Regions from separate parts of the Homo sapiens genome. Here all the other regions are linked to region 1. Evidence: read pairs that join two places in POLR2A ChIA-PET (ENCODE). Cell type or tissue: CD4-positive, alpha-beta T cell. All regions are shown on one strand. Links, peaks and the distances in the headings refer to the core of each region. The heading gives the core; the rest is flanking DNA.

Region 1 (7,181 bases), core at 678-5,677:
TAGATGGATGAATGCTCAGGAGGGCAGAAAGAAGTAAACACAGAGTCAAAATAAGAATGAGGAGATGATTGAAGGATGAAGAGTTGATGCATGAGATAGAGACATGGTCTCCAACCCTCCTATCCCCACACAGCCTCACCAACACCTGCCTTGGGGTAGCAGTGGCACATGCTTCAGATGATGTCCCCAGTCACCATGACATAGCTGCGGAAGGTGCCATAGACCTGAGGCTAATCATGGCTCATGAGAAACGTGCTAAGAGCCAGCAGAAAAAACCCAGCAGCACAATAAAGTCGACGTTGAAACTCTTCTCATCTGCAATGGCTGCCTGGCCAGGCCATAGACTATGCACTCCTGGCAGAGGGGGTGCATGTCATCCAGCATAAACACCCAGACAGGCTCACAGGGAGGGACGAAGCTCTGCGATTGCTGCCAATTGAGGCTTAAAGTTAAAGGGAGAACAAGACCCCCTCAGGTCCAGACCCAGTGCCTGGGCCCACAAGTTCAGATGGCAAGAGGCAGCACACTTCAGTGAACAATTGCACCCACCCACCCACTCACCTTCTCTCCTCACCATCCTGCCTTCTCTGCAGGCTAAGCAGTCCTGCAGGGCATGTATGAATCTGAATGAGAGAGTATGCAGGAAAGAGAGAAGGGAAGATTACCAGGACTGGGCCCCAGCCAAGGATTTGACATCACCTTATTTGCCTACTATAGGGATGAACTAGGTGGTCAAGTGGCCGTATTATTTCACTGTATTAATACAAATACACCTTCCAGCCCTGGGAAGCAGCATACAATTGCCAAGAGACGTTAGAATGCTGCTGGAGGATTCCAGGGTCTCACAGTCTGGATTTTAGAGTCCTGAATTTTAGACTTTTCAAGGACATGTGCTCCTCTGGGGTTCAGGCATAATAGACTATATTTACCGATGGTGACTGTGTGCATGACGCCATAACATGTTACACTATTAACTCACTTAAGGGACTCCATGAGGCAGGTACTGCTATCTTCACTTTACAGAGGACACTGAGCACAGGCAAGTAACTTCCCCATGGTCACACAGCTGGAAATAGCAGAGCAGCTGGGATGTGCACCCAGAGTCTGTGTACTTAGCCACAGTGCAATCCTGCATAACTACAAAACAAACTTATGTGTGTGAGCATCTATCCGCCCAAGCAGACAAGTGTCAAACTACGCGAATGCTGTCCAAGCACTGCGTGAGCATACACTTCTCTGAAAGCGTTCTGCTCATCAACAGGGCCAGCCAGTGACTTTTCTGATCGCTTAATGCACCTATCCAGTCTCTTCACAGGCGGCTCCTGGGGTCTGCCGGGGGTGCTGGCGTCGGGTTGGCCCTGGCGCTGTCCCCAGCCCCCACTCCCCAGGCCCTGCAGCGCCATGAGGTCGGACTCCTGGGCGTGTCCTGGGTTCTGACCCACCCGCGACGCCAGCTGCCCGCGCCCGGAGCGGATGGGCCTGGCCCGGCTCCACCCCGCGGGGCTCCGCGGCTCAACGGGTCGCCCAGGGGCGCGGGCCCGGCTTCGTCCTCGACGGTGTCCGCCCCGGCCCTGGCTAGGCCGACGGCAGCCGGGTCCGGGTGGGGCTCGGGCTCGGGGCGCGCCCCTCCCATCTCTCCAGGGTCCGCGTCCTCGCTGCCGCCAGGTCCCGCCGAGATCCCCGGTGGCCCCGGCTCCAGCGGCTGCAGCGTCGCCATCGCCGGGCAGACCCCGGCCGACCTCAAAGCGACCGCGCGGTGGGGCCGGCGGGGACTGGGGCTGCGCAGCGCGGCCTGGGGTGGGGGCGGCGGGGCCCCCAGGAGCTCCTGGGAACCGAGGGTCCTGGGGCGGTCCCGCCCCGCACAGCTCCGGGTGAGCTTGGGGAGGGAGACACACTCTCAGCCCACCTCGCCCCGCCCGACAGCGCTCCGAGTCCTGAGTCCCCTCACCCCCATTCTACAGACACGAAGGTGAAGCCAAAGACGGGACGCTCACTTCCTGAGAATTTGCTGCCTGCTGCGTGGACACCACCGACCTATTGTTTACAGCGGTCAGGGACCCGCCCCCCAGACCCCCAGGACCGCGCTTCCGGGGGAGGAGGGTGTCCTCAGCAACGGTGACCCGCACCAAAGCCCTCCTCACCGGGGTCACCGCCACAGCCGGTGCGAGGCCCGCAGGGCGCTGGGGATGCGCGACCGACTCCCGTGAACCTGCTCCTCGCGCGTCAGGGAGAGCTGTGCACCCAACTAGGCTCTGTGAGGACGGACTGAGGTCGGCCTGCAGGCTGCGGCCCCGAAGGCAGGATTTGTGGAGAGATGATTCGCGAGCCTTGGAGGAAGGATGGGCTGTGCGTGCGTGGGTGCGTGCGTGTGTGTGTGTGTGTGTCTGTGACTTTTGTATGTTTATGTGAGACTGCGTACGTGCGCGCGTCTGTGTGTGCGCGCGCGCGTATATGTCTGTGTGTGTGCGTGCGTGTATAATTTCTAAATGGACGTCACCTTACACATCACAAGGTTAAAAAATGACCCCTGGGCTGTGCCAGGCCAAGCACGAAGAGAAAGCCCCGCCTGAAACTGCCTGGAGGCCCCCCGGCTGTCACTCTCGCCACATTCCGTGGAGTATGTGGTTGCAACTTCTGTCACTCAAGGTCTGATGGCGGGGAGATTGGAGCCGTATCCAATCAGCGCACTGGAGTGAAAACTGCCCAATCAGGCACGCAGCCAGAGAGGAGGCGGTGGCTTCCGGGATGTGGCGCGGGTCTTTGCGTCTGGCTACTACCAGACCGCGGGTTAGGGGCTTCATCTCTCTGCGTTCTCAGTTGTGGGAGGCCTTGGTGATTCGGCCACAGCTCAGCCTCCGTCGCTCTGTGACCTGCGGGTATTGGATGATTGGTAGCTAAGACTCCCGAATACTTCAGAAGTGGGGAAATGGTGAGTGTGCGGGGCAGGGCGTCCCAAGGCTGAGGAGGTCTCATCGGAGCTGGCGGGAAATGGCGGCGGGACCGAGTCTGCGAACGGAGTCCCCGCTGCCGCCGCTCAGCCCTGGGGCCTCAGTACCCTCCGGTGAGGGACCTGGGCTCCTGTCGGTCCCCGCACAGCGGCTCTGGCCCAGCCTGCAGCCCTCCTTGTGCAGCTCTGCGCCCGCAGCCCCGCACCTTCCCCAGGCTGTGGGGTGAGGAGTAGCTTATCTGGAAGCCGCCCGCGCGGCGTGCGCGATGCCGGCGTGGGAGGAGCTGTGGGAGAAGCTGTGGTCTGGGGATCCCGTCCCTGCTTTACCCTGTTCGGAATGAGATCGAGGCCCCATCAAAACAGAGTTCATGTGAGCAAATGGGGACTCATTAATGGGACAGCGCCGGCCGTGGCTCGTGGTTTGGGGGCTGCCAGCGGGTCTTGAAGGAAAAGCTTTTGTGAGGTGTGTGAGGAAGCGAAGCAAATCACCCGCCCGCTCCAACTTGCCCACCAGTCTCCTTGCCCTGTGCGCCTCCTCCGCGTGGCTGTTCCTGAGTGGCATCTTTTAGAATACGCTAGTGTGGGCGCGCACAGCGCTTCGCTGAGTTCTGTGAGTAGTTCTGTCATATTATTGAACTTGAGGAGGGTGTGGGCCCCTGGTTTGTAGACAGGTGTTCAGAAATGAAGACGGGTGTCCAGAGGCAGGGACTGGCGTCTGCAGGGGGGCAGCTGCGGGAAGAGCGCTGAGCTTGTGGGGTCTGTGCTGACTCCGGGTGGTGTCGTTAGTGAGTTGTTGGACAGCCCGTTGGGGTCGGAGCATTGACTGGTGTTGAGCAAACTCCTCACGTTTCCTGTCAGAAGAAAGACATGGCTGAGCCTGGGCTGGAGGGAGTCGCAGGTGTCCGCGGGAGACCAGCCGGGTTCTGCACATGCACTGTCCTGCTGCGCACTGTTCTGTTCCTCCAGGTCTCCTCCCGGGGAGAGAGGGCGCTGAGAACTTGGAGGAAAGGAGTTCTGAGAAACATCCCTTCCCTGCACCCTGCTGCCAGCCCCCACCCAATGCTAACCCACTCCTGAGCCCGCCCATTGGGCATTCGCACGGCCACACTTGTCCCAGGACAGGGTTCTACCCTCAGGAATTGTGCCCATGGCAGCTTTGCTCCTAGGTTTTTCTCCCAAGAACACACACAGTGCCCAGAAGACTCCTGGTTCATTTTAACCCCAGATCTGTAGCAGGAATCTGTTTTCTTCACCCACCCAGGCTTTTGGACCACCTGATCCTAATCTCCTCTGCCTTTATGGGCTCAGGAATCAGTTAGAGCTTAGCCCTGCCTGGGCCTGAACTTGTAGCACAAACCAGTCCTTTCGTCAATCCTGCCTTGCCCCCACTCAAGGCTCTTGATAGCACCTTTCTTCTGCTCTTTTCTTCCCCACAAATCCTCTTTCCTGTGCACACAGTTTGCTCAAGTGCATCCCTCATGTGCTACAAGAATTCAACGTTAGTGAGTTCAAGACCATGCCTTTAGACCTGCCTGTTGTAGGACCAAATACAAATCAGAAGAGGCTTAATGCTTTCTCTTTAGAATGAGGAAAGAATTTTTACTCTTCTCCCTTAAAGCATTTAGTTTGAAAACTTTTATATTTAAATATTTTCTCTGCTTCTTTGAAATATATATAACTCATTTTAATCTGTTAACTAGGTGATTTGTCTTTTTTGACTCAAAATTGTCTTTAGGACATGGAAACTATTGCTTTGAAATGTGCATAGCAAGAATATATAACCTATTCCGCAATTTCTGTAGCAGAGTAGGAGGCTGCCTTCAGCAGGTACCTGCCTTCACATATCAAATCTACCTCCTGTCCTGAAGCTGTGGGAAGTTTATTTTCCCTTTGAATATTACCAATTAGGAAACCCGGATGACCTCCCAAATTACTAGGTGAAAGTGTAATAAACTATGTATGATACATGGTACTGTCAAGTCTTCTACTTGAGAGCTAATTATGGTGACTTTCTTTGTTTTGGCAGTCTCTTAGTAGACTGCCTGTAATGCACACCACATTTTGTTTAATTCTCTAACAACACATTTTCTTGCTGTTCTATTATTTTGGACAGTATTTTAGGATTGTAGATGATTTTGCTGTTATATTTTCCACACGCTGTCAAGAATTACTAGATGTTATACACAAAGTGCCCACCAGGCTTCGTTTTAGAGAAGAACCTTCTTTCTCAGGATTCCAGTCACAACCCACAGTTGTGCAGCAAAGTGCACGAAGTGCAGCAAAGTGCTCCCCAAAGCTGCAAACAAAATGATCTCTCTATTTGGGATCTACAATCCCTTCTATAGCAGTTTGACTAGATTTCTACAAAAATGACTTTTTAGGATAGCGATCAGTTTTTCCACCTCTTTCAGTGTGCCAATGATCTTCAGATCTGACACTGATTCAGAAATCATGGGGCCCATAAATCCAGCGAGGTTCACACATGTGCATTGATTAAACCTGAGAACTTCCATTCTCTCCCTTCTCCCCTTGCCCAAATGCCCACAAATGTGCTTACCAGCCCTCCAAGTCTTAAATGTGCAGTTCCAAATTCTGAGTTTATGTCCTGGGATTTGAGAGAAGAACAGAACTTTTGTTTGAGAAATACAAGTTCTTTTAATTACGAGACCAAGTGATGTGTTAAAATGAGACCACAGTCCTACCGTTCCCCTCTTTGAACTGTTTGTCTTTTGAAGTTGTTTGCTATTGCCACAAGTGGATATAAATTAACCTAATAATGCCATACTGGACACTATAACCCACACCTTATAGCTTAACAACGTACATAGCCAATCACTAACCAATGTTACTTCTATAAACCAATAAGAATTTCTGACAGCTTTCTATCAGTTCCGTCTGCCTTTCTTTTTGCCTTTAAAAATATACTTGTAACTGCTTCTAATTGGAGTGTATATTCAGGGCAGCTTTATAGTCCAGGGTTGCAATCTTCAAGCTTTGGCCCAAATAAACTCTCTTCTTATATTATGTTTACCCCACCTTTTTCCTTTTAGGTCAAAAAAACATTTTTCTTTTTTTTTTTTTTGAGACAGAATCTCGCTCTGTCGCCAGGCTGGGGTGCAGTGGTGCGATCTCGGCTCACTGCAACCTCCGCCTCCCAGGTTCAAGCAATTCTCCTGCCTCCGAGTAGCTGGGATTACAGGCGCACGCCACCATGCCCGGCGGATTTTTTATATTTTGTAGTAGAGATGGGGTTTCACCATATTGGCCAGGCTGGTCTTGAACTCCTGACCTTGTGATCCACCCGCCTCAGCCTCCCAAAGTGCTGAGATTACAGGCGTGAGCCACCGTGCCCAGCCTGTTTTGTGAGTTTTGATGCCATTATGTGAATGGCTATTCATTGACAGAAGAGAAGTTGTTATTATTTGTATTGTGTTTACCTTGCTAAGAATAAATATTTAGCTTCTAATATAATTGTTCTAGAGAAACATAAGGGTTTTGGTTAAATTCCTTGTTACTGTATGTTATACAAAAGACAGAGAAGTGGCTAAAATAGATTAAAATTTCACAAATTCTGGGAATCAAATTTCTCTTGGGCAGGCTTAGAAAAGACAAAACCGAAAGTACTTAGTGACATAGAGAGCAGAAGCCTAGGGCCCACTTTCTGTCCCATCCCTGCCCAGATCTACCCTCTTCTGATCCTTGTCCAGGTCTGAGCCAACACTGAAATCTCTCACAGAACTGATTAATAGAGGAGATCAGAGTTTAGGGTGGCTACTCCAGTCTCCTCTCCAGAGCTGGTGCCCACAATTTTCTGAAACCCAAAAGCCAATAAATAGGGAAAAGCTATATACTTTGGGGCCTTAAATCTTTTCTATAAAATTAAAACTAATGTTTCTAGAGACATCCCACCCAGCAACCTGTTCTCTATCCCTGCAGTTTCAGTGGCTTTTTCTTACAAGTCTCAAAGTAAATACAAACACAAAAATAAAAAAATTCCTCTGAATTGTACTTAACACTTTCTTTGGCTCTCTCCCATCTATTTATATTTAGCTATTATTCTATACATTTTTTTAAAAAGTCAGGGGAAACAGAAAGGAAATGGAAATTCTGGGCCCTGCCTTTAAATCTGGGAAGTATGGGACACCTAGTGTCTACCTCCCAGGATGTTATGAGAATTAACACACATAATATGAGCTTCCCATCACAGTGCTCTGTGACATACATCTGAGCACAT
Region 2 (7,181 bases), core at 1,459-6,458, 140 kb after region 1:
CTACTTGGGAGGCTGAGGCAGAAGAATCGCTTGAACCCAGGAGGCAGAGATTGCAGTGAGCCGAGATCATGCTACTGTACTCCAGCCCGGGCAACAAGAGCAAAACTGTGTCTCAAAAAATAAAATAAAATAAAATAGAAGGCTGGGCGCAGCAGCTCACACCTGTAATTCCAGCAATTTGGGAGGCCAAGAGATCGAGACCATCCTGGCCAACATGGTGAAACCCCACCTCTACTAAAAAATACAAAACTTAGCTGGGTGTGGTGGTGTGCACCAGGAATCACAGCTACTCGGGAGGCTAAGGCAGGAGAATTGCTTGAACCCAGGAGGCGGAGTTAGCAGTGAGCTGAGATCATGCCACTGCACTGTAGCCTGGTGACAGAGGAAGACTCTGTCTCAAAAAAAAAAAAAAAGAAGTTAATATCCATATCCAAAATGTTTAAGAAACTTCTGCAATTCAAAGCAAAACAATAATAATGATGATAACCCATTCAAAAATGGGCAAAAGGTTAGATTTTTTTTCCCAAAGACATACATACAAGGTATATGCTGTATGCTGTTAGTGAGATGTAAATTGATAAAATCATCATAAAAACCAGTAAAAAATAAAAATGGACATATCATATAATCCAGCAATACCACTTCTGGTCATACTACCAAAGGAAATTAAATTAACACCTTGAAGAAATATCTTCAGCCCCATGTTCATTGTAGTATTTTTACAATAGCCAAAATATAGAGTGTATATATACACAGTAGAATATTATTCAGCCATAAGAGAAAAGAAAATCTAGTCTTTTACAACATGGATAGACTTGGAGGACATGATGCTAAATGAAATTAGCCAAACACAGACAGACAAAGAAACTGCTTCTTTTTACATAGACGGGTAAATCTAAAAATGTAAACTCATAAAAGCAGAAAGTAGAATGGCGATTGTTAGTGCCTAAGGGTGGGAATATGAGATGTTCAAAGAGTATAAATTTTTAGTTATAAGTTGAATAAGTTGAATAAGGAGAAACCTAAGGAGAAACCTAATGCTAATGTACATTAGCATTAGATTAGCAAAACAGTATTCCATTTATAATTAATAATACTGTAATGTATGCTTACAATTTGCTAGGACACTAGGCCTTAAGTGTTCTTATTACCAAAAAAATCATGATCTATATGAGGTAATAGATATGTTGATCAACTTGATTATATTTTACTTTACAATAAAATATATGCATATATTACAAAATATATGCATATCAAATCATTACATTGTACACATTAAATATAGTTAAACAATTTTTATTTAACAGAAAAATCCATGTCACACAAACACAGATGAAGAGTAAGTCCTCACTTAATGTTCAAAACAGGTTCTTGAAAACTGCAACTTTATATGAAGCAATGTTGCTATATACCAAACATAACTCGTTTGTATCAATTAAACTTTGCTAAAATTATTATTTTTTGTTTTTTGGTTTTTTTGAGACGGAGTTTTGCTCTTGTCTCCCAGACAGGAGTTCAATGGCGCAATCTCGGCTCACTGCAACCTCTGCCTCCCAGGTTCAAGTGATTCTCCGCCTAAGCCTCCCAAGTAGCTGGATTACAGGCACCTGCCACCATGCCCAGCTAGTTTTTTGTATTTTTAGTAGAGACAGGGTTTTGCCATGTTGGCAAGGCTGGTCTCAAACTCCTGACCTCCTGATCTGCCCACCTCAGCCTCCCAAAGTGCTGGGATTACAGGCGTGAGCCACTGCACCCAGCCCTAAAATTCATTTTCCTAAATGATATGTTGCTTCACTTACAGTTTCTGAGAATCTATCAACAATGTTAAGAATTTACTATACACATATATAACTTACATAGCTGTGTGTGTGAGACACACATTTTTATATAGATATATCTCAAAAGACATTCTACAAAAATAGAAAATAAAACTCAGAGGGAGTATTAGGAATTATGCATTAAAGTTATCCTCACCTAGGGAGACCAGGTTTCTGTAGTTCTCCAACATCACATCTCTATACAAATTCTGCTGGGCAGGGTCCAGGCATTTCCACTCTTCTGGAGAGAATTCTATGGCCACATCCCTGAATGTTAAGGGTTCCTGAAAATACATATGTATCAAGTGACAGAGTTCTTAATTTGACTACAGGTGAAATGTGTTAAGAGAACCAGTTCTGACATGTGACTGACTGGGATTATCTGATAAAACAACTTTCAACACAGTAATGTTCTCTAAAGTATTCTATAGCTCTGCGGAAAAAGGAAGGCATTCCAACAGTTTCTGTTCCTGCAATAAAAATAATGGGCTACACTGACCTGCCCCTACCAAAACCAAGCAGAGTAGGCCCTGTGACCTCCTGGAAAACAGGTTGAACTCACCTCTCATGAAAATATCTGGAAGTCCTCATGCTTGACCTTGGCCTTGCTATAATATGCGAGGAACTTAATTTAAAAAACAGAAATGTTTCCACCCAGAACAATAGACAGGATGTGAGGGGAGGGCACAGGTGATGATTTCACTTCACTACGGGAAGACTGGGCTGAGAGTCACTTAGCTAAGCACTGTCTCTCAAGCTTCAATGCGCATATCAATTATTTGATGTTAAAGGCCTCACTGTACCAAAATTTTGCAGGTTTGAAAAGAGTCCATGAGTTAGCGTCTTTTATCAAGTCTCCTGTTAACGGTGATGCTCCTCCACCTGGACCCATTATAGTACTACTCGGCTAGAGAAAGCAGACACAGCACACAGAGTCCCTTACCCCAACACAAACGCTTTTCATCCCAAGACAAGACCACCAATCATCATCCTGATGCCACTCGGGAGCAGCCACGCGGAGGAGGCGCACAGGGCAAGGGGACTGGTGGGAAAGTTGGGGCGGGCTGGTGATTCGCTTCACTTCCTCACACACCTCACAAAAGTCTTTTTTTTCAAGACCCGCTGGCAGCCCCCAAGCCACGAGCCACAGCCGGCGCTGCCCCATTAATGAGTCCCCGTTTGCTCACATGAACTCTATGTTTTGATGGGGCCTCGATCTCATTCCGTAAAGTAGGGACAGGACCCCTGGACCACAGCTCCTCCTACGCGGTACCTGCGCACGCCGCACCTGGCGTCTTCCCGATGAGCTTCTCCTCACCCCACAGCCCGGGGAAGGTGCAGGGTTGCGGCGCAGAGCTGCACAAGGAGGGCTGCAGGCTGGGCCAGAGCAGCCTTGCGGGGACCCCGACAGGAGCGCGGGTCCCTCACCGGAGGGGACTGAGGACCGAGGGCTAAGCGGCGGCAGCGGGGACTCCGTTCGCAGACTCAGTCCCGCCGCCGCCATTTGCCGCCGGTTCTGATGAGGCCTCCCCAGCCTTGGGACGCCCTGCCCCGCACACTCACCATTTCTCAGCTTCAAGGGTGTCGCGAAGTCTTAGCTACGAATCATCCAATACCCGCAGGTTACAGAGCGATGGAGGCTGAGGCTCTGGCAAAATCACCGAGGCCTCCCTGAGGTGTGGAAGCAGGGAAGTGAGGCCCTAACCGAGCTCAGGCTGAAGCAACAGGCCAAGGCCGCCGAAGATCCCGGATGCCGCCCCCTCCTCTCAGACTGCGCGCCTGATTGGGCAGTTCTCAGTCAAGCGCTCTGATTGGATATGGGTCCAGGCTTCACGCCCTCAGGCTTTGAATGACAGAAATTGTGACCATACAATGCACTGAATGAGGCAAGAGTGACAGACTAGTACCTCCAGGCACTTTCAGGCGGCGCTTAATCTCTGTGCTAGGCTTGGCTCTGCACAGGGTTCATTTTAACCTTCTGGTGTGTAACGTTACGTCAATTTATAAATTGTGCACGCGCGCGCGCACACACACAGACACACTTGTTCACAAATGGAAACAATATAGTGACAATTATTTTAATATTTTACATTTCATAACCTTTCTGGCCTGTGGTGTTTTGAGTAGGACACCTGAGATTTGAAGAGGAAAGCAAACCTCTAAAAAATAAAATGTTAGGCTGAGCACGGTTGCTCACGCCAGTAATCCCAAAGCTTTGGGAGGCCGAGGTGGGGGGATCACGGGGTGAGGAGTTCAAGACCAGCCTGGCCAAGATGGTGAAACCCCGTCTCTACTAAAAAATATAAAAATTAGCCAGGCATGGTGGTGGGCGCCTGTAATCCCAGCTACTCATGAAGCTGAGACAGGAGAATCGCTTGAACCTGGGGGGTGGAGGTTGCAGTGAGCTGAGATCGCGCCACTGCACTCCAGCCTGGGCGACAGAGTGAGACTCCGTCTCAAAAAATAAACAAATAAATGAATAAAATGTTGGCCGGGCGCAGTGGCTCACGCCTGTAATCCTAGCACTTTGGGAGGCCGGGGCGGGTGGATCACGAGGTCCGGAGATCGAGACCATCCTGGCTAACACGGTGAAACCCCGTCTCTATTCAAAATACAAAAATTAGCCGGGCGTGGTGGGGGGCGCCTGTAGTCCCAGCTACTCGGGAGGCTGAGGCAGGAGAATGGCGTGAACCCAGGAGACGGAGCTTCTTGTTAGTTGAGATGGCGTCACTGCTCTCCAGGCTGGGTGACAGAGCCAGACTCCGTCTCAAAAAAAAAAAGCTAGCTTTATCTAATATGAATTTTTTTAGCCTAATTATTTAGTTATTTTACTTTTGACTGCCTTAGTTCATCAGCAATTGTTAGTAATATTTTGGCCTTTATATTACAAGTCATAATACTCTTTGCAGACTTACTAATATTTTTTTTTACTGTAAACCATCACCCTCTACAGGGAAGTGTTTGCTATGCCCCTCCTAGATTTAAACCTCAAAGTCATAATCTGAGTATTGATCTCTCTCTCTAATACTCATTGTGTTCACAGTATCTCTTAATCAGCAAGCATCTCACTTTGGTCCTAATCTACTTTCTGTGGAACTATGCAACCTAATGCTCTATGGTCATTACTCATACTTCTGGCTAAAATCACCTTCATATGCACTAATTGTCAACAACCTTTTTTTAGCACTCTATAGGCAGCTCCACAACTACTAAAGTCTACCAATTCTTCCTATGCCTCAACCTGTTAGCTATGCATGAATTCCTCTTCATTCAGGGTAGGAATGTCCTACTTGGTCATAGTACAAGAATGGCCAACCTCTTAGTCCCAATATAGCTTCAACTACCACCGAGACCTCACTATACCAAAGCTTCCCCCTACTAACGTGCTATTTCTAACACAAGCTAAAGCAGCCTTTAAAGATTTTCTTAAGCCCACCCCCACCGTTTTAAGCCCCTTGTTCTCCCGTTACCCTTATTGACCTGATTCCTCTATACATCTATGCTACCATAAATTCCAGAATCCATGTGGGTGTATTTGACTGAGCACAATGCAACACAAACAGCACCATTATTGATACTTCTCAAACTTTTTTTTACTTTCATGAAATATTCCCAATACCAAATGAGATTCTCTGGGCCCTTTAAATATTTTAACTCCTGGACCATTCATCCAAAATGATACCACTGAATTCTGCTTCAGTCACCCTTCTTGCAGTCAATCCAACTCATGGTATTGACCAAGCCAGTATGGATTATGCAATAAGTTTCAAGTCTTTCATTCCTTCCAGAAAACCCTTCTCCTTGATACTACTAGACACATGGTCTTCTAAGAAAATAGGACCCATTGTCCTACTCAAACTAATCACCCATGTCTGGCTCCCCTGATAGCAGCAACTGTATTGGCAGAATATCATATATTGGGTAGCCAGCAAGGACACTGGTCAATGTTTGAATCTGAACTTACCTCCTGAATTCATTCTTGTTTTTCAACTGCAGAACTTTACTTCCTCTGGGAAATGCAGGCTTATCTCTGCCTCCCTGCAAACTGGACCAGAACAAACATTCTGGCTTACCTCACCCCTTAAGTTTCCATTGTCCCAGGTGATGCTTCTCTGCTATTACCCTTATTTACCACACCATTTAACAATAATTAACACTTATTTACCCACACCAGATCGACTGAGCAGTTGATCTAATTTCTTTCCGCAATGAGCTTGGCACCACAAGTGCCACCACAGAAATAGCTGGCATTATTATTGCCTCCTCAGCTTACCACAGCCTGTCTCAGGAACTGACTCACAAAATAGAAACCACTGCTCCAACTCTAAGTTACAGCAGCAATTTGATTCTCTCATGGTTGTAGTTCTCCAAAATTGTAGAAGTCTTGACACACTGGCTGCAGCTCACAAAGGAATTTGCCTTATTTTAGGAGAAAAATGCTGTTTCTGGGTTAACAGCTTAGGGAAAGTCCAGAATTAAGTTAGAGATCTTATAAACTAAGCCATCCTAAACACGCCACTGAGAGCTAGTTCTCCCAGGGTGCCACCTGGTTCCAATTCTCATGGCATCTCATTTTCTTGGGATCTCTGGCCTTTTTCTTGTTTGTTTTTCCTCACTCCTTTTTGGGCCTTGTTCACTAAATCTACTAACCAGGTTTGTCTTCTCTGACCTCAGACTACAAGTGGTCCTGCAACAGGAATATTGATCTATTTTCCTCCCTTCTGGACAACCATCTTCCTCCACATTTCCTCTGACACTGCAAGTCAAACCTTCTGGGAAAACATGGAAAGTATCTTTCCCTGACAAAGAGCAAGAGAATGAGACACTGGTGAGTTCCTTTTTTTTTTTTTTTTTTTTTTTGGAGACAGAGTCTCGTCTCACTCTGTATGGGCTCACTGCAAGCTCCGCCTCCTGGGTTCATGCCATTCTCCTGCCTCAGCCTCCCAAGTAGCTGGGACTACAGGCGCCAGCCAACACACCCAGCTAATTTTTTTGTATTTTTAGTAGAGACGGGGTCTCACCATGTTAGCCAGGATGGTCTTGATCCCCGGACCTCGTGATCCGCCTGCCTCGGCCTCCCAAAGTGCTGGGATTACAGGCATGAGCCACCGTGCCCGGCGCATTAATGAGTTATCTCATATCACCAGGAAGTAGTTACAGAAGACCCACAGTGCCCCTAGACTCGAAGATTTTTAGTCTCAACCTATTGAGGAGGGAATGTTAGAGTAAGCCGATAGTTTAAAATGAGCAGAAAAAAGAGCCCCTGGGGAAAGAAAATTTCATGCTCCAAAGACCAAACAAAACATGCATGCTAAATTTGAGCAGAGAGGAGGGGAAATACCTATAAAGAAAGAACACCCTGAT
Region 3 (7,181 bases), core at 756-5,755, 290 kb before region 1:
GAGGGGGGCTGTCACCGTGAGAACTCCTGGAGCTGCTCTATCTAGATCCATGCTATGTATCCAGCAATATTCTTTTTGTGTCAGTATTATAAATAGAAACTGAGGCTGAAACATTGCTCCCGTTTCCCTTATTGCAAAAGTGCAATTCTACCCAAGAGCCCTGCAGGCTCTCCTCCTGCAGCTCAGGGACCCCGCTCTGTAATGTAAAATGTGGGGACCCCACTCTCTAATGTAAAATGTGAGCTGCCAGCTGTGGGCTGTGCCTCAGTGGTAGATGGCAGGGTTTGGGAGAGGACACAGGCCACCAGGAGAGGGCAAGCAGAATTGCTGCAGCCCAGGGCTTAGTGAGTAGGGATCCATTGCTTTGAAATATAAATAGCCGGCCGGGCGCGGTGGCTCATGCCTGTAATCCCAGCACTTTGGGAGGCCAAGGCGGGCAGATCACAAGGTCAGGAGATCGAGACCATCCTGGCTAACACAGTGAAATCCCGTCTCTACTAAAAATACAAAAAAATTAGCCAGGTGTGGTGGCGGGCACCTGTAGTCCCAGCTACTGGGGAGGCTGAGTCAGGAGAATGGCGTGAACCCGGGAGGCAGAGCTTGCAGTAAGCCAAGATCGCACCACTGCACTCCAGCCTGGGCGACAGAGCAAGACTCTGTCTCAAAAAAAGAAAAAAAAAGAAATATAAATAGCCAAGATGATAGTACCCTATCTCACTCTTTCTGTACGAGATGGAGGGTGACTTAGAGCCACTTAGAGCCACTTACAGCTGAAGGTAAGGTAGGCTTACCTGCAACAGGCACCTGGCTCTAAGTTGCAAAACTGCCTCCTATCATGATGTTGGAAGTTTATTTTTTCTTTGCATATAACCAACCAGCATACACAGAAGGCCTCCCCAATTACCAGGTGAGTTTAAGATGAACTATGTATAACAAATGGTTTGTACAGAAGGGAGGCAGGAGAATGGGGTATGGAGGCAGAGAACTTAAGGCCAATTTGTGCTGACTTCCTAAAAGAAAAAACACCAAGGTCTGGAGGCAGGAAACCTAAGGCCAATTAAGGCAAACTTCCAACAGCTAAACCAAAAGAAAAAGTCCCATCTCCCCACACCTGAATAGCAAAGGATCAAAGGCTACTGTCCCTACAACCCTCCCCTTTCTACCACTTCTCAGGTAGAAAGGGAAAGTGCCTTGGAGTGGCTGCAGGCCAAGCACCTGCATTCCTTCATCCGCATAGCGTGCCAATTCTCCTAAGCCTTTAATTAGCCACAGACCAAATCCTTAATCCATATCAGTGGTAGCTGATAGGGACCTCAAAAGGAGTACTAAAAACCCAGAAAACTTCGTAACTGGGTCCTTGAGCCACTTGCTCAAGCCCATACCCACCCTATTTCTTACCTTAATAAATTTCCGCTTTTGATGCTTCCTCCCTCTGTTTTGTTCCTTTGTTACTTTGTGCATTTTGTTCAATTCTTTGTTGCCAAGGACCTGGACAACTCACACTCACGGCCTTCGTTCTGGGAACAGAAGTGCAGTTAGATGTGGATGCATGTGATTGGTGCTTAAACTCACAGTGCCCCACACCAAAGGAGAAAAACACATAGTTACAGCCTGTGTGTCCAAATTAGGTCCAGATTAGGTCCAAGGACAAATAGCAAAACAAGAAGATTGCCTTTAATCTTTTCCCTCCACTTCTAAACTCTGGAGGACAAGGCTGTGAAGAGATCTGAAGACATGGTGTTCTCTGCTTGTGTGGCCCCAACATTCTTTGTTTGCTGTCTGATATTTGAAAGGAAGAGGAACCTTTGATAGAGGAGGCAGTCGGACGCTGGTTAGGCAGATAGAGAGAGGGCCTGGGGAGAGGAAAAACACGTGTGGGACCGCACCTGCACCACCTCTGTAGCTAGCAGGAAGAAATGTGGTTAAGAACTTCCTCTTATGCCAGGATGTTGCTCCAAAGGGACTGTCCCAACTTAGCACAGGCGCAATAAATCAACCCAAATGTCCTTAACTTGACCCAGCTCATTATAAGGTCATTAACATGACATTAGCATTGTGGTTTTGGCTCTCCTCGTGTAAGTTTCGCTTAGGCACTCATGGGTAATAACCAAAATGGAGTCACTGTGGCCAATCCCAGGCATGCGCAGATGCAACACCCTTAGTGAGGAACTTTACCCCTCCCATTTGGGCAGAACCCACAGAAGACATACTTGTTCTTGCCACATAAAAGACCCAGACCTCAGCCTCATTTCTGGCAACCTGCTTTCAGGTCCCCTCTTGCTTCTGAGAGCTTTCCTTTTGCTTAATAAATCCTACTCTGCCTTGCTCACTCTCTGGTATCCGTGTGCTTCATTCTTTTTGGTCGTGGCACAAGAGTCCCGACCTGGCTGAACCGAGGAGACCACCACACCTCCACCAAACAGCAACTGGGAAACCGTGGTCTTCACGTGGATACTCTCAGCTTGCAGCCCCTGCTCTCTCTAGGGGCACTGTCCCACCCACCCTTGAGCCTGAGGAGAAAAGTTGGTAGAGAGGCTGGTCCCTTACTTCCAGCAGAAAAGAGGTGTTCAGGCCCTCACTTCCCTAAGGGAAGAGAGCCCTCATGGCTGCGCTCAATGTGGCAGCCACCTGCCATATGTAGCTACTGGGTACCTGGAATGTGACTGGTTTGAAGTAAAATGTGCTGCAAACATAAAATACACAGTGAGTTTAGAAGAATTAGATCAGAAATACATAAAATACACAGTGAGTTTAGAAGAATTAGATCAGAAATATACTTTATTTCTAATTATATATCAATCACATATTAAAACAATATTTTGATACAATGAGTTAAAAATTATTACAAACAACTTCACTCTTTAAATATTATTTTTGACGTGGCTAATAAAAACGCAAAATTCACAAATTAATATTTTATTTTTTAAAGGATTGCTTCCCTCTTAAAATCTCAGGTGTCCTACTCAAAAGACTAGCGGCCAGAAGGGTTATGAAATCTAAAATATTAAAATAATTGTCATTATATCACTTCCGTTTGTGAAAAAGTGTGTGTGCATGCATGTGTGCATGCGTGTGTGTGCGCGCGTGTGTGTGCGCGCGTGTGTGCACGTCTGTGTGTAAGTGTATTTTACAAGTGGACATAACCTTACACACAACAAGGTTAAAAAAAACACCCCTGGGCTGCGTCAGGCCAAGCCGGGAGAGAAAGCCCCGCCTGAAAGGGCCTGGAGGCCCCAGCCTGTCACTCTTGCCACATCAGTGGAGTGTATGGTTGCAAATTCTGTTACTCAAGGCCCGAGGGCGGGGATTGGAGTAATATCCAATCAGAGTGTCGGAATGAGAACTGCCCAATCAGGCCCGCAGCCAGAGAGGAGGGGTTGGCTTCCGGGATCTGGCGCGGCGTTTTCCTCTGGCTCCTGCGAGGGCTTGGTTTAGGGCTTCAGCTCTCTGCGTTCTCGGCTCCGGGAGGCCTCGGTGATTCAGCCACAGCCTCTGCCTCCCGTTGCTCTGTGACCTGAGGGTATTGGACAATTTGTAGCTAAGACTCCCGGATACCCTGAAGTCGGGAAATGGTGAGTGTGCGGGGCAGGGCGTCCGGAGGCTGGGGAGGCCTCATCGGAACCGGCGGGAAATGGCGGCGGCGGGACCGAGTCTGCGAACGGAGTCCCCGCTGCCGCCTCTCAGCCCTCAGTCCCCTCCGGTGACGGACCGGGCTCCTGTCGGTCCCCGCACGGCGGCTCTGGCCCAGCCTGCGGCCCTCCTTGTGCAGTTCTGCGCCCGCAGCCCCGCACCTTCCCTGGGCCGCGGGGTGAGGAGGAGCTCATCTGGAAGACGCCGGCGCCCGCGTGCGAGGTGCCCGCCTGGGAGGAGCTGTGGTCCGGGGGTCCGGTCCCTACTTTACCCTGTTCGGAATGAGATCGAGGCCCCATCGAAACAAAGTTCATGTGAGCAAACGGGGTCTCATTAATGGGACAGCGTCGGCCGCGGCTCCTGGTTTGGGGACTGCCAGCGGGTCTTGAAGGAAAGGCTTTTGTGAGGTGTGTGAGCAAGCGAAGCAAATCACCCGCCCGCTCCAACTATTCCACCAGTCCCTTTGCCCTGTGCACCTCCTCCGCGTGGCTGTTCCTGAGTAACATCTTTTAGAATACGCTGGTGTCGGTGCGCACGGCGCTTCTCAGTTCTGTGAGTAGTTCTGCCACATTGCTGAACTTGAGGGTGTGGGCGCCCCTGGTTTGTAGACAGGCGTTCAGAAATGAAGACGGGTGTCCAGAGGCAGGGACTGGCGTCTGCAGCGGGAGCAGTTGTGGGAAGAGCGCTGAGCTTGTGGGGTCTGCGCTGACTCTGGGTGGTGTCGTTAGTGAGTTGCTGGACACCGCGTTGGGGTTGGAGCATTGACTGGTGTTGAGGAAACTCCGCACGTTTTCTGTCAGAAGAAAGACATGGCTGAGCCTGGGCTGGAGAAAGATGCCTGGTGTCTGCGGGAGGCGCGGCCGGGTTCTGCATATGTGCTGTCCCGCTGGGCACTGTCCTTTTCCTCCAGGTCTCCTTCCGGGGAGAGAGGGGACCCAGAACAAAGAGGAAAGGAGTTCTGAGAAACATCCCTTCCCTGCACCCTGCTGCCAGCCCCCACCCAATGCTAGTCCACTCCTGAGCACGCCCACCGGGCATTCGCATTGCCCCACTCTTCCCAGTACAGGATTCCACCTCAGGAATTGTGCCCATGGCAGCTTTGCGCCTAGCGTTTTCTGCCAAAAACACACGCAGTGCCCAGAAGTCTCCTGGCTCATCTCAACCGCAGACCGGATCTACAGCAGGAACCTGCTTCCTTCACCCACCCAGGCTTCCGGACCACCTGATCCTAATCCCTTCTGTCTTTGTAGACATGGAATCAGAGCGTAGCCCTGCCTCGGCCTGTACCTGTGGCACAAACCAGTGCTTTAGTCAGTCCTGCCCTGCTCCCACTCATGGCTTTTTTTTTTTGAGATGGCGTCTTGCTCTGTTGCCCAGGCTGGAGTGCAGTGGCGTGATCTCGGCTTACTGCAAGCTCCGCCTCCCAGGTTCACGCCATTCTCCTAACTCAGTCTCCCGAGTAGCTGGGATTACAGGCGCCCGCCACCATGCCTGGCTAATTTTTTTTTTTTTGTATTTTTAGTAGAGACGGGGTTTCACCGTGTTAGCCAGGATGGTCTGGATCTCCTGACCTTGAGCCCTCCCGCCTCGGCCTGCCAAAGTGCTGGGATTACAGGCGTGAGCCACCGCGCCCGGCCTCCCACCCATGGCTGTTGATAGCTCCTTTCTCTTCTGCTTTTTCCTTCCCCACAAATTCTCTTTTCTGTGTACACGGTGTGCCCAAGTCCATCCCTCAGGTGCCTATGAGAATTCAGACGTTAGTGAGTTCGAAACCAGGCCTTTTGGCCTGGCTGTTGTAGGAGCAAACACAAATTAGAAGAGGCTTAATGCTTTCTCTTTAGAACGAGGGAAGAATTTTTGCTCTTCTCCTTTTTCTTAAAGCATTTAGTTTGAGAACTTTTATATTTAAATATTTTCTCTGCTTCTTTGAAATATATGTAAATCATTTTTATCAGTTAAATAGGTCATTTGTCTTTTTTGGCTCAAAATTGTCTTCATCTGGGACCTGGGAACTATTGCTTTGAAATGTAAATAGCAAGAATATACACCCTATTTCACAGTTTCTGTAGGGGACTAGGAGGCTGCCTTCAGCAGGTACCTAGCTCCACATTGCAAATCTACATCCTGTCACGAAGATGTGGATGTTTATTTTTTCTTTAATGATTAGAAAAAATTAGAAAACCCAGATGACCTCTCAAATTACATGATGAAATTATAATAAATTGTGTATGACAAATGGTGCTTTCAAGGCTTCTACTTGAGAACTAATTATGGTGACTTTCTGTGTTTGCATTTTCTTAGATTGCTTGTGATGCACATCATATTTTGGTTTAATTATACAACAAAACATTTTCTTGCAGTTCTGTTACTGTGGAGACTTTTTTAGGATTGCAGATGATTTTGCTTTTAGTTATATTTTCCACACACTGTCCAGAATTACCAGATGTTATACACAAAATGTCGAGCAGACTTCACTTGAGAAAACATTCTTTCTCAGGATTCCAGTCACAACCTGCAATTGTGCGGCAAAGTGCAGCAAAGTATTTCCTAAATCTGCAAACAGAATGGTCTCTCTCTTGGCATCTACAGTCCTTTCTAGAGCAGTTAAATTTCTACAAAAATAACTTTTCAGGACAGCAGTCAGTTATTTCACCGCCTTCAGTGCTCCTGGCATCTTCCGTTCTGACACTGATTTCAGAGATATGGGGCCCATAAACCTAACCAGATTCACACATACGCATCGATTAAACCTGAGAAATTCTGCTCCCTCCCACCTCCCCTTGCCCACATGCCCACAAACATTTGGCATGGGCCACATTGTGGCCCACAAACATAGCTCACCAGCCCTCCAAGACCTAAATGTGCAGTTCCAAATTCTGAATTTATGTCCTGAGATTTGATAAAAGAACTTTTATTTGAGAAATACAAGTTTTTAGATTTATCAGACCCAGAGATGTGTTAAAATGAGACCACACTCACATACTGTTCTCCTCCTTGAACTATTTGTCTTTTGAAATTGCTTGCTATTGCCACAAGTGGCTGTAAATTAACCTAATAATGCCACACTGGACACTATGACCCATACCCTATAGCTTAACTATGTATATGGCCAATCACTAACCAATGTTACTTCTATAAACCAATAAGAATTTCTGACACCTTTCTATCAATCTCCTCTCTGACTTCCTTTTTGCCTGTAAAAATATGCTTGTAACTGCTTCTAATTGGAGTGTATATTCAGGGCAACTTTATACTCCAGGATTGCAGTCTTCAAGCTTTGGCTCAAATAAACTCTCTACTTATGTTTACCCCAGCTTTTTCCCTTTAGCTCAAAATATTCTTTAGAATATGTTGAAGGAGGCTTCATGAGAAGGTCTTTCCTCTGATTTTACTCTGTTTCCTGTAACTCAAGAATGCAGCACACATTGATCTCACCTAGAATCTGCACATAAAAGCTGGCTTCTGCCCAGGATTCACAAGACAGGGCCAGACTTTGGGTTGAAGAGATACAGAAAAGTCACAGAAGGTGTTTTCTGCATCATGAGAGGTCA

What was found. Peaks named below come from ENCODE experiments on the same cell type or tissue, not always from the same donor. Only the 100,000 strongest peaks of a DNase experiment are listed, where the experiment ranks them.
Region 2: POLR2A ChIA-PET joins it to region 1 with 40 read pairs; 16 of 35 experiments call an interaction of 5 or more read pairs at or near these places.
Region 3: POLR2A ChIA-PET joins it to region 1 with 21 read pairs; 5 of 35 experiments call an interaction of 5 or more read pairs at or near these places.

The regions. Positions count from the first base shown.
Region 1 is chr4:335,058-342,238 of GRCh38, forward strand. ZNF141 (zinc finger protein 141) reads left to right here and starts at 2,757. Exons shown (of 4, transcript NM_003441.4): 1 at 2,757-2,929. The coding sequence starts at 2,927. RefSeq lists silencers at 1,467-1,526, 1,757-1,866 and enhancers at 1,881-2,396, 2,502-3,462, 2,507-2,606. In CD4-positive, alpha-beta T cell, for the core only: no CTCF peak of the experiment used is centred there; DNase peaks (open chromatin) are centred at 1,404, 2,614 and 3,204; H3K4me3 peaks cover 2,735 bases; H3K27ac peaks cover 1,503 bases.
Region 2 is chr4:470,601-477,781 of GRCh38, forward strand. It overlaps ZNF721 (zinc finger protein 721), which reads right to left. Exons shown (of 3, transcript NM_133474.4): 2 at 1,975-2,101. The coding sequence starts at 2,008. It also overlaps the pseudogene ABCA11P and the pseudogene LOC100533735. Among named protein-coding and RNA genes, the nearest start is that of ZNF721, 25 kb to the right of the region's middle. RefSeq lists an enhancer at 3,299-3,538 and a silencer at 3,589-3,808. In CD4-positive, alpha-beta T cell, for the core only: no CTCF peak of the experiment used is centred there; DNase peaks (open chromatin) are centred at 3,101 and 3,621; H3K4me3 peaks cover 2,058 bases; H3K27ac peaks cover 1,054 bases.
Region 3 is chr4:49,920-57,100 of GRCh38, forward strand. ZNF595 (zinc finger protein 595) reads left to right here and starts at 3,402. Exons shown (of 4, transcript NM_182524.4): 1 at 3,402-3,572. The coding sequence starts at 3,570. It also overlaps the pseudogene LOC105374377. RefSeq lists enhancers at 3,263-4,204, 4,205-5,145. In CD4-positive, alpha-beta T cell, for the core only: no CTCF peak of the experiment used is centred there; no DNase peak of the experiment used is centred there; H3K4me3 peaks cover 226 bases.